Regions from separate parts of the Homo sapiens genome. Here region 1 is linked to region 2. The links are chromatin contacts, found by Hi-C or POLR2A ChIA-PET in ENCODE. All regions are on one chromosome and are shown on one strand. The core of a region is the stretch at or near the end of the contact, and the rest is flanking DNA. Distances in the headings are between cores, read along the strand shown.

The links. Hi-C counts contacts between places; a loop is a spot of excess contacts on that map. ChIA-PET counts read pairs that join two places held with the same protein, here RNA polymerase II (POLR2A). Pooled maps may share reads with other maps.
Region 1: a loop to region 2 is called in a pooled map, with 2.4 times the contacts of the local background. The contact joins the promoter of JAG2 here to the enhancer-like site in region 2. A Hi-C loop is called at or near these places in 1 of 37 single-sample maps with no recorded cell type and 1 of 50 pooled maps. POLR2A ChIA-PET finds 5 or more read pairs at or near these places in 6 of 52 experiments (A549, CD8-positive, alpha-beta memory T cell, Caco-2 and 2 more).

The regions. Positions count from the first base shown.
Region 1 is chr14:105,165,216-105,170,701 of GRCh38, reverse strand. JAG2 (jagged canonical Notch ligand 2) reads left to right here and starts at 1,926. Exons shown (of 26, transcript NM_002226.5): 1 at 1,926-2,347; 2 at 2,595-2,945. The coding sequence starts at 2,282. RefSeq lists enhancers at 1-56, 2,705-3,204.
Region 2 is chr14:105,115,282-105,120,759 of GRCh38, reverse strand. No RefSeq gene overlaps it. Among named protein-coding and RNA genes, the nearest start is that of LINC02298, 24 kb to the right of the region's middle. RefSeq lists an enhancer at 679-1,178. Within about 2 kb of position 1,964, at least 4 of the 41 ENCODE cell types and tissues checked have a DNase peak (open chromatin) inside an H3K27ac peak, as active enhancers do.

The DNA.
Region 1 (5,486 bases), core at 677-3,176, 50 kb before region 2:
GGGACCCCCTCTCCGATGCCTCCTATGTCCCCCTCCTTCCTAAGGGCAGGTGCGGCCACCTTCCTGACCTGGGTGCTCTCATGGACATCGTGAGGTCTGGCTGACCCATGCCCGTCCACGCTCTGGCGGCCCCCTATGCCAGCTTCTGTATGACTTGTCTAAGTCCTCTGTCCACCCCCGGGCTGGGGGCTCCTGAGGGTGTGCAGGGGCGGAGTCTCCCTTGTTCACCACTTGGCCAAGTGCCCAGCAGAGGCACCCAGCACCCCCTCCCCCACCATAGTGGGGCAGTGGGCGCAGGTGGGGATGGAGCCCTGGGCCTCTGGAGCCGGGCAGGGGGCTTCTCTGTCCTGGGGCTTCCCTCTCTCGAGTACCCGAGTACCTGCCCCCAGGCCAAAGCACAGGAGAGGTGGCATCTCCACAGGGAGCCCCTCCCCCCGTAGGCGGTAATCACCGCCCACACACCGGAAGGCGGCAACTGGAAGGCTCTGAACACAGCTTGGATTCTCTTGTTTGGTGGGGGTCTCTGTGCGGGCCTCATCCTGGCTTGTGTCTTAATCCCCACGAAGCCTACCCACCACCAAGTTTGGGGTGGGCACTCTGAGCAGAGCCAGCTGAGGTGGGCATGGGGGGCTCCCACCCACCCCTTTAGGGACCTTCAGCTGAGCCTGCGGCCTGGATCCTGGAGGAGCTGCTAAACAGGGATGGAGCAGGCAGACCCTGCGCATGGGGTGTTCACAGGCCCTGTGCCTCCAAAGCTCTCTTCCTTCAGCCCTCAGCCCCAGCAGCATGGTGGCAGTGACTTGCTCCAGGCTGGGGGGCTGCACAGCCACCCAGCTCCGGGCACAGGGCAAATTTGCGAGAGGAGCTAGGGGGAGAGAAGACAGCTCAGTTATCATGGGGATGGGTTGAGGACCCCTCTGGACCATATGGGGATCTTTAACCACCAAGGTGACCCCTAGCTCTGGAAAGGACCGTGCTCACTGGAGGAGAGGAAGGTGCCATTGGTTTTGACCCTGTGGAGGAGCTGCGAGGTCACCCAGGGAGAGGGCAAGGAGGTGACCGCAGAGGATGGGGTGTGGAAGCCTGGTGACCAGGGCAGCAGTGGGAGGCCTCTCTCGGGGTAGCCTTCAGGGACAGGCACTGCCGACTTTTGTTCCCCATTTCCCGCCTCTCGCCCCCCAAGCCCAGACCTGAGTTTGGGGGGCGAGAGGCGGGAAACGGGGAATGTGGCCTGAGCATTTCCTGAGGGCATGGCCTGGCTACCTCGACGCCAGCGCCGAGCTGAGCAGTCTGCACCCTGGAGCATTTGTTGACTGGCTGCTTGACCAGCGCGCCTCGCAGAGGGGAAGGCAGGGGCGTCGGAGGGGCGCAGCGCCCCCTGCAGCCGGCGTGGAGGCGGTAGGAGCGGCGCGGAGAAGGGGAGATTCTCGGAGGAGGTGGGGGGCGCGCAGTAGGGGCTGGGCCCGGCTCTGGCCCCAGGGCCGCGCCACCCCGCGTGGGGGCCGAGCCCTGATCAGAGTAGGAGGCGGCATCTCCTCTGGGACTGCGAGGAGCGCGGCGGTGGCGCACTGATGGGAGGGGACCACACGGCAACCTCGGGGCGCCCCACCCCCGGTTTCTGACACCCGGCAGGAGCCCAGGCGGAGGAGGGGAGGCAGCTTTGCGGCGCCGGCGCACGCCTCGCCGACTCACGCGGAGGTGTGAGCGGGGCCCCCGCGGCCCGCGCTGACCCCGAGGCCCCGTGCCCCCGCCGCCCGGGCGCCCTGGGGGGCGCGCGCCGGGCCGGGGCGCTGGCAGGCGACGCCCTCCACCGCCTTTAAAGCCTGGGGCGCCCCCGGACCCCCCCCCGGCCCCACCCCGCGGCGCGGCCCCGCCCCCTCATGCATATGCAGGTGCGCGGGTGACGAATGGGCGAGCGAGCTGTCAGTCTCGTTCCGAACTTGTTGGCTGCGGTGCCGGGAGCGCGGGCGCGCAGAGCCGAGGCCGGGACCCGCTGCCTTCACCGCCGCCGCCGTCGCCGCCGGGTGGGAGCCGGGCCGGGCAGCCGGAGCGCGGCCGCCAGCGAGCCGGAGCTGCCGCCGCCCCTGCACGCCCGCCGCCCAGGCCCGCGCGCCGCGGCGCTGCGCTCGACCCCGCCCGCGCCGCCGCCGCCGCCGCCTCTGCCGCTGCCGCTGCCTCTGCGGGCGCTCGGAGGGCGGGCGGGCGCTGGGAGGCCGGCGCGGCGGCTGGGAGCCGGGCGCGGGCGGCGGCGGCGGGGCCGGGCGGGCGGGTCGCGGGGGCAATGCGGGCGCAGGGCCGGGGGCGCCTTCCCCGGCGGCTGCTGCTGCTGCTGGCGCTCTGGGTGCAGGTGAGCGGGGCGGCGGGGGCGGCGGGGGTCGCGGACGGGGCACACCGGGCCGCCCCTAGGGGCCGGGCGGGCACTGCCTGGGGCCGCCGTGGTTCGGAAGCCCTCGAGGCTGCGCGCGGCGGCTGGGGCTCCGGGCGGGCGCGGCTGGGTGGGGGCGGGGCGGCGGGGCCTGTTCCCCCACCCCTGGCGCCCGGCCCGCCGACCCCGGCCCGCGCCTCCCTCCGCTCTCCCGCTGCCTTATTTTTAGGCGGCGCGGCCCATGGGCTATTTCGAGCTGCAGCTGAGCGCGCTGCGGAACGTGAACGGGGAGCTGCTGAGCGGCGCCTGCTGTGACGGCGACGGCCGGACAACGCGCGCGGGGGGCTGCGGCCACGACGAGTGCGACACGTACGTGCGCGTGTGCCTTAAGGAGTACCAGGCCAAGGTGACGCCCACGGGGCCCTGCAGCTACGGCCACGGCGCCACGCCCGTGCTGGGCGGCAACTCCTTCTACCTGCCGCCGGCGGGCGCTGCGGGGGACCGAGCGCGGGCGCGGGCCCGGGCCGGCGGCGACCAGGACCCGGGCCTCGTCGTCATCCCCTTCCAGTTCGCCTGGCCGGTACGTGCGCTCCATCCCTCGTGCTCCAGCCCTTCCCTCTCTCTCCGCGCCCCGGCCCCGCGCGCTTCGCGACCCCCAACACCTGCGGCCGGGTCTGCGTGCGAGCCGCGCGCGCCCAGGCGGGGCGGGGCCGGCAGGGGGCGCGTGCTCTGGGGACTTGGTCCGCGCCTGGCCACGTGGGCGCGCCGGGGCCCCGGGGCCACCGGGAGCGGGGTCGCGGCGGGGGCGGGGCGGCGGCGTCCCGCGTGCGCGGCGGTGTGCGGCGTGTGCCTGCGTCGCCCTGCGCGTGTCTGTCTGGGTGGGGAGGCGAGGCGAGGCGCCCCGGTCCCGGGCAGGCCGCGGTGGCATGTGCGCAGCGCGTGCTGGGGCTGGTCTAGGGCAGGCCCTGACTGAGCCGCCCCGGGCCCGTGGCCAGCCTGCGCCTGCCCTGCAGTTTCCTGGATGCCTGGGGGGCACGGGCGGGCGCCGTGGGACCTAGGCCCGGGAGAGCCTAACGCCTAACGCTTATGTCGGCAGAAGCCCCCGATGGTGACCCAAGATCGTTCAGAGACAGAGATAGTGGATCCTGGTGCAGTGACCTTCTGTGGCACTGCCCTGTTTGTGGGTTTTTTTGGTTTTGTTATTCTGGAGGGGCAGAAGCTGAGTCGGGGCTGTCTGGTCTCCCCTGGCAGGTGGCCAGTCAGGCAGGAGCCCTGGCCTGGGCGTGCTGGGAGGAGGGGTGGTAGGGGTCCAGTGTCACTGGGAAACAGGTACTCATCCCAGTGGGCTGGCAGGTGGGTAGTGGTAGGTGGGCAGGCCCAGGCCTCGGGCGCCTTACCTCATTGCCTGGAGCACGGCCTTGCCCTGGTGCCCAGAGGTCCTTCCCTGCTTGGTCATTGTGCTGGGGGCCTGGAACTGGGTGAGTGCGGGAATGAGAGCACCATGCAGACCTGTGATCAGGGAGTAGATGGATCTGGGAGCCAGGAAGTGGCTCCAGTCAGCAGGAGGCACCGGAGTGTGCCCACCTGGTATCCTGGGCCCTGAAGTGATTGTGAGTTGAGGGCAATCCCTGCCGAGCTCACGCCAGTTGGGCCTGCCGTGTGTGGCTCCCAGTCCTGTGCTGTACCTTTGCAGCCCTGGCTGGCAGCCTTGCCTGCTGCCCCCATCCTCACCGCTTCCTGAGCTCCCACCCGTGGAAGCTGGCCACAGTCTCCTCTGGCCATGTCCTCAACCCGTGAGCACCCCGCCGAGTATCCCTTGACCAGGGGGGCCCCAGAGAGGGGAAAGTGTCCCCCAGATGGAAAAGGCAGGGGCGGGCATGGGAGGGCCCAGGCAGTTGTGAGAAGCCCAGCCCCTCGCCCCCACGGCGGTGCAGCAGGCAGGTCTGAGCAGGGCCCGCAGCCTGTCATCTGCACCTGGGCCTGAGCCAGCGTGGCCCCACATCGCTACCTGAGGATGTGTTTTCTGCTCGAGTTGGCAGCAGTGGGTGTGGGGGCAGGGAGGTCTTGGAGGAATGTGGCGGGCTATCGCGTGTCCGCCCTGGCTCTTCGCCCCGCGGGCCAGCCGGTCAGGTGTGGGATGGGACCGGGTAGGCCCTTGCCTTCCTTGGAGTCCGGGCACTGGGTTTCGGGGCCAGCTCACCTCCCTGCCTCTTGCTTCCAGCCGGTTCCTCGAATGCCCCAGGAGGGGGCAGGCGGCCTGTCTCTGGGTTGGGGGCCAGGGCAGAGTCATAGCTGCGTGTTTGGGGGCAGCCCTGGTCTCCTGCCATGTGGCCTGGCTGCCGGGCGGGAGCTGTGCCGTGATGCCAGCACCCTGGTATTTGCACTCGGGCGGCGGCAGTCCCTGGCCATGCTGCCCTGGCTTGCTGAGGTCCAGCTCTGTGCGGTGAGCTGAGGTGTACTTGGCTGTGATGGGAAGGCAAGGACCGAGTTCAGGCTCCCTGGGACCTGAGGAGGGGTTTCAGCCTGGAGGCTAGGGTGGCATCCTGCCCAGGCCCGTGGGGCTTTTGGGCTCCTTGGAGTAAAGGGAATGAGAGGGCCTTGTGGAAGAGGAGTGGGGGAGTCTGGGCTCTGCATTCGCTCCCTCCACCCCCTGCCCCCTGAGTGACTCTCCCACCTTGTGGTCTCTGCTGTTGACCCAGGCCTGGCTGGGTGGCCCTCTGCCCCCTGGCCTGGCTTCTTGTGGCCGGGGTCTGTGTGCTATTAGTCATGGATCTGTGCTGGTCTCGGGCTCAGCTTCCCTCAGTGGGTGGGCCCAGGGTCTTGAATGTGGAGAGGTGGTGGACCACATGCCAGCAGGCTGCCTGGCTGCCCCTCCTCTCCTGGCTCCACCCCCAGACGTCCCCAGGAGGCCGGTGTCAGCCTGGGTTGGTTCTGGTGCCTGGCTTGTAGCTGGCAGGGTGAGGCCACATTCTCCCAGCTGCGTGTGTGCACGCACCCCGGGTGCTCTGTAGGCATGGCAGGTGGTGATGGAGGTTTGGGGAGGAGTAGTGTCATGCTGGGGGCAGCAGGGAGCTTTGCTCTGGGGCCTGGTAGGTGGCAGGCCCAGGGGACACCTGCTGGC
Region 2 (5,478 bases), core at 715-3,214:
TTCTCACTCTGTCCTCACGTGGCCAAGGGTGAACAGCTTCCTAGGGCCTCTTTTAAAAGGCACTAAACCCACTCATGAAGGCTGTGCCCTTATGATGTATTCACCTCCCCAACTCACCTCCTAAGGCTATCACCTTGGAGGTGAAGACTTCAACATATGCATTTGGGGGGATTCAAATATTCAGTCCATAGCAGCTTCCAAGGGTGGATCCGGTCACGCTTATCCATGTGTATTTCCTTATTGGAGCTGCTGGCCTGTGGGTGATTGCTCACCAGTGAGGAGGGGTCACTGGTTTGCTTGGTTAGACAGCCGAGACATGCACTCAGTGGCCCTCACTGACTGAGGTCAAGACGCCAGCACACCTCTGGTGTAGCTGAGAAAGAATGAGAGGGCTTAGTGAATGGGATACTGGAACGGTTTTGTCCTGTGTAGCTCATCCCTGCACCTCTATGCCTTGTAGATGTTCCCACCTCTTAGTGGGTGGATCCTTTCCTCTGAATGGGGAAAGGAATTTTACTCCAGAGCTCGGCCTCAGAGACTAGCTAACCACGTCATATTTCTTCATTCCTTTAACAAATGCTTCACAGTGTTCACTCTATGCCAGATCTTGCTCTGAAAACTTTGCAAAAATAATTCACTTAACCCGCAGCACCACAGGTGTTTTGCTGGTGATACTCTTATGATTCCCATTTTGCAGGTAAGAAATGCATAAAAGGGCTACATGGATGGCCATGGCCACAGAGCTGACAGAGCATCCTGACCCCTTTCCGGGTCACTCAGCATGAAGCTCCCACCTGCACACAAGGGGGAGAGGTCCCAGGCCCGCACCTCTCTCCTTGGCATGAATTTGGTCTCCAAATGTCCTGTGAGCACATACATGGACAAGAAGCACATGAGCCTCCCCAGAGCAGACAGGATTCTCAAGGATGCTATGCCAACTCTGGAAGGGTGCCCCTGCTGGGCGCCTCTGCCCTCTCTTGTCCCCCTTCCTGCGGGACAGACCCTCACAGGCCCAGCCTTGTGCAGAGCCCAGTTCCAGTCCCTGTCTGGGCAGAGCCTGTGGCCTGGCTGTGTCCCCAGAGCCCAGTACCTCCCAGACGCAGCTGGGTCCGACAGCCCTGCCCCTGCGGTTCCACATCGGCTCATCTGCATTTGGCCCCATCCCTCCTTCTGACCTCCCAACTTGGCTATGCATTTTACCCTTATTTTAGAAAATCAGCACTTCTGGCGCTTGGGGTTATAAACAGAGCTCTCGGCCCTGCCTGTTCAGGCGTCTTGGGCAGGAGAAACCAGCCTTTTGCCTGGGGCCTAGGGGTCCACTCCAGTCTTCCCAACCACAGCAAGGATTCCGTTGTCAGGAAGCACCTGTGCACAGAACATTCTCCCGGTGCCCCAGTGACGGACATTTCAAGCTGTTGCTGTGGAGCCGCCTGTGTGCAGGTTTTTTTGAGGGATGGCTCTATCACTGTGGGTGTACCGTGTCAAGAGCGAACACGTCTGAAGATGTCGGTGGGGGCAGTGGCGCTGCTCTGCACAGAGGCTGTGCTCTGTGTGAGCTCACCCAGAGAGGGAATAGAGTTCCCTTTCCAGCACTGGGAGTGGGTGGGGCTCCTATGAAGAACAAAAATATGTGACCTTATTTGTACCCCAAGCTGGTAGAACAGGTTGCACTGGCTATGTTTGTCTATAATGTCTTTTGCCATGAGATATTTTTAATTTTTACATGGATAAATCTGTCATTTCTTCCATCATGTATATTGCAAATGTATATATATTTTTTTTGCAAATTCAGAGTTCCTGGTGGAGTCTTTGCTGAGTAAAAGTCTTAAATGCTTATGGTTGAATCTGTCCATCGTTTTGGGATGTGTGTTGCAAGAAGCGTCCCTCAGTTTGTTCACTGTGGTTCTCTTAACTGATCAGAAGTTTGGAATTTTTGTGTAGTCAGGTCTGTCAGTCTTTCTTTGTGGCTTCTGTGCTTTTGTGGTGGGGTTGTTGAGGAGGACCACGAATGATAGCCCATCCCTCCCCCCACACATACACACACCAAATTCAGACCAAGTGAGGCCCATGAGTCAAACTGGTGGAAATGAAAATCTGGTTCAGTACTGACAGGGCTGGGTTGAGGCTGTGGATTAGATAAGCAGCTGCCATGGGCTCCATGGAGTGTGCCCCTCCAACAGACACCCTCTGGTGACAGTTGGATGGGAAAAATGAGGTAGAATCTGTCATTGTTGCTTCCCTCGTTTTCCACTAGCAAGCCCAGACAGGGAGATGGTCAGCATTTCTGAGGCGGCAGTAACAGAAGCCTCAGAGTCTCACCCCTAGACCTCATGTCATAGGATATTCATTTTGCTGTTATTTGTCTTGCCTAGGGGAATATGGTCCTGGAGCCAAACATAGGGGCATCTTATGGTTTCCCCAGTTTCTGGATTGTGGCAGGAATGGAAGCTTCCTGGAGAGGCGCATTGGATATCTTTTTGCTGTGTAATGAATCATCCCAAAGCTCAATGACCATGCATTCAGGTCATGGTTCTGTGGGTTGACAATTTGGGCTGGGCTCAGCAGGATGGTTCTGCTGGGCTTGGCTGGGTTCACGCTTGCATCTGTGCTCAGCTGTTGGTTCTGTAGTTAGTCGGTGGGTCAGCTGGGATCTAGCTGGTTCTTATTGGCATCACACACAGGTTTATCAGTTGATTGGTTTGGGGCTGGGGTGCTTCAACACTTACCCAGTTTCTTAGCCTCACCAATACTTGTTCACATTGTCCCAGCTCTCCAAGAGCACCAGAGCAGGAGCTCCAGAGCTTTACTTTCAATACCTTCTTTGGTCAAAGCTAGTCACAAGTCAGTCCCTAATGAGGGGGTCGGGGGAGGCGGCGAAATGGATCTACTTCTTGACTGCAGGAGCTGCAAAGGATCTGTGGCCATTTCTAATCTACCACAGCAGGACAATTCTGGAGTACCACTGTGAGAGCCGTGGCTGAGGCCCAGCTGAAACCCTGCTCTTCCTGCTGTCACAGTGCCCTTAATTCTCTCCATTCTGCCTTGATTCAATCCCTTTCTACCCAAAGTAGCCAGGATAAGTTTTTGTTATCCACAGCTGAATCCTGACTCCTACAGTATTTGACACCAGAAGTGACTGCAGATAACAGACCTTGGTGGGTGAGATTCTGGATGGTTTCTATGACCTGGTTGGGTTTGGGGGCCATGAGGATGAAGGGATATTTGGAGTCCGTGGCACCTGGTGAGACAGTTAATTAAGTAACCACCTGTGCTCACCTAGAGTGAAGCTCCTGTGCAGTGTGGGTCTGGTGATGGCAGCACAGTACAGCGGGCAGGAGGGGCACAGGCCTGTGGGCTGAGGTGGCTGCTCTGAGCTGCACTGGAGAGTCTCAGGAAACAAGATGACACAGTTGGGCTTTTCAAATGCTGAGCTCAAGGCCTGGTCAGAGAACAAGGTTTCCATCATCACTGAAAGAATCTCTTCTCTCTTAAGGCTGTTGAGTCTGGTGTGCCCTCAGGTCAGCCTCAGGGCATTATTGGGAGGTTTGCTGAATGCCAATGTAGACCGGACTTTCACCCTCCCTCAGGTCTCTTCTGTGAGAATCAGGGCATGGACTGGGAAGGTGTTGGACCCCAGAATCAGGAGGGGGGCGATGAGCTGCATACCCTGACAATCACACCAAGAGAAGTAGCCCCTGTTTGATGGGTCTGGTCCTGCATTGTTTGAAGACCTCTCTGTGACCTCACCTGATGTGGTTACTTTGCAAGCAGGTGCTGATTTCCATCCCACTCCACCACTACCAACCTCACCACTTCCAAACCTGCAATTACAATCAGATCCCGGCATGTCCCAGGGGTATCAGCACAAACCTAATTTGGGAAAAGAAGGCTTACACATCAAAAGGTTTGCAAGATTTGTCATTTATATTGTTAGAAGACTGGGGGTGTGTGTGTGGGGGTGGGTGGCTTCTGCAAACACTAGACCTGGGAGGGAAGCACAAACTTAAAGATTAGAGTCTGTTGAGCTGTGTGCATTTACAAGAGATTCTGAATTCAATATTTTTAGTTCAAGAAGCTGGAAGTGGCCGGGCGTGGGGGCTCATGCCTGTAATCCCAGCACTTTGGGAGTCCGAGGTAGGCGGATCACGAGGTCAGGAGATTGAGACCATCGTGGCTAACACAGTGAAACCCTGTCTCTACTAAATATACAAAAAATTAGCCGGGCATGGTGGCGGGCACCTGTAGCCCCAGCTACACAGGAGGCTGAGCCAGGAGAATGGTGTGAACCCGGGAGGTGGAGCTTGCAGTGAGTGGAGATTGCGCCACTGCACTCCAGCCTGGGCGACAGAGCAAGACTCCATCTCAAAAAAAAAAAAAAAAAAAGAAAAAGCTGGAAGTGTCTCTAACATTTTTCTTCGTTGGTTGATTGAAGCCTGAGCTCCAGAGTCACCTCCATCATTGGAGGCTGAGCCGCTGAAGTGCCTTGGCATGACATAGAGGAAGGAGTGCAAAGTGAGGAGAGAGGCACTCATCCCCTGACTCTCCCCATGAAGACCCTGAGGAAAAGCCCCTCACCACGGCCTGGGAAATAGGCAGGAGAGCAAATGCTGGCATTTGGGCCAGTCCCGAGGCTGTCCTCCACAGGTGGGAGTGAGAGAGGGAGATGCTGCTGTCAAAACGGCTCCCTGCCTGCCATGGGGATGATGGGCGACCACATCCCAAAGGGTCAGATCGTAAAGACAGAAGCAAAAATGAACGGACTCAGGTTGGTTAGAACAAATAAGTAAGTCTAGGAGCTAATTATTTGGGGATGAAATCAAAATAAAATAGAAAAGCAATGAGAAAACCCAATCAAGGAGAGAAAAGAGGCACTTGCCCTCCACGTCGCCCGCCTGGCCCTCTTCCAAGTGCACTTTCCTTCCTTTCCTTCCTGCTCTAAAACTTTTTAATGAACCTTTGCCTCTGCTCTGAAACTGGCCTCGGTCTCTCCTTCTGCCTTGTGCCCCACAGTCAAATTCTTTCTTCTGAGGAGGCAAGAATTGAGGTTGCTGCAGACCCCTACAGACTCACCACCGGTAGCTCGGATTCCTGCCACCAATAGCATATGTTGGTGCTCTGTGACTTGGGTAACTTCTGCTGTTAACATACTTTGCTGCGTGACTCCAATATGTTCCCTAGTGGTAAGAGGCCTCTATGCCTCACCTTCTTCTGCTAGAGGCATTCAACCCCCATACGCAGTTTTCTTCTCCTCTTTCTCCTGCTTACTAACCAAACCCCAGAACAATTCCTCTTGGCCATAAGTGACTCTGCTCCCCTGGCTGATTTCTCAGCTCACCCTGGCAGGTGGCTTGCCAGGGTGGAAAGGATCTTAAGGTCCTCACCAAGCAGATTGGAGGTTAGAATTTGGCCCTCCTGGGCAGGAGGCTCTCGACAGTGGTGAGGCTAAGGCCTAAACCCATGCAATGTCTGGGGTTTCCT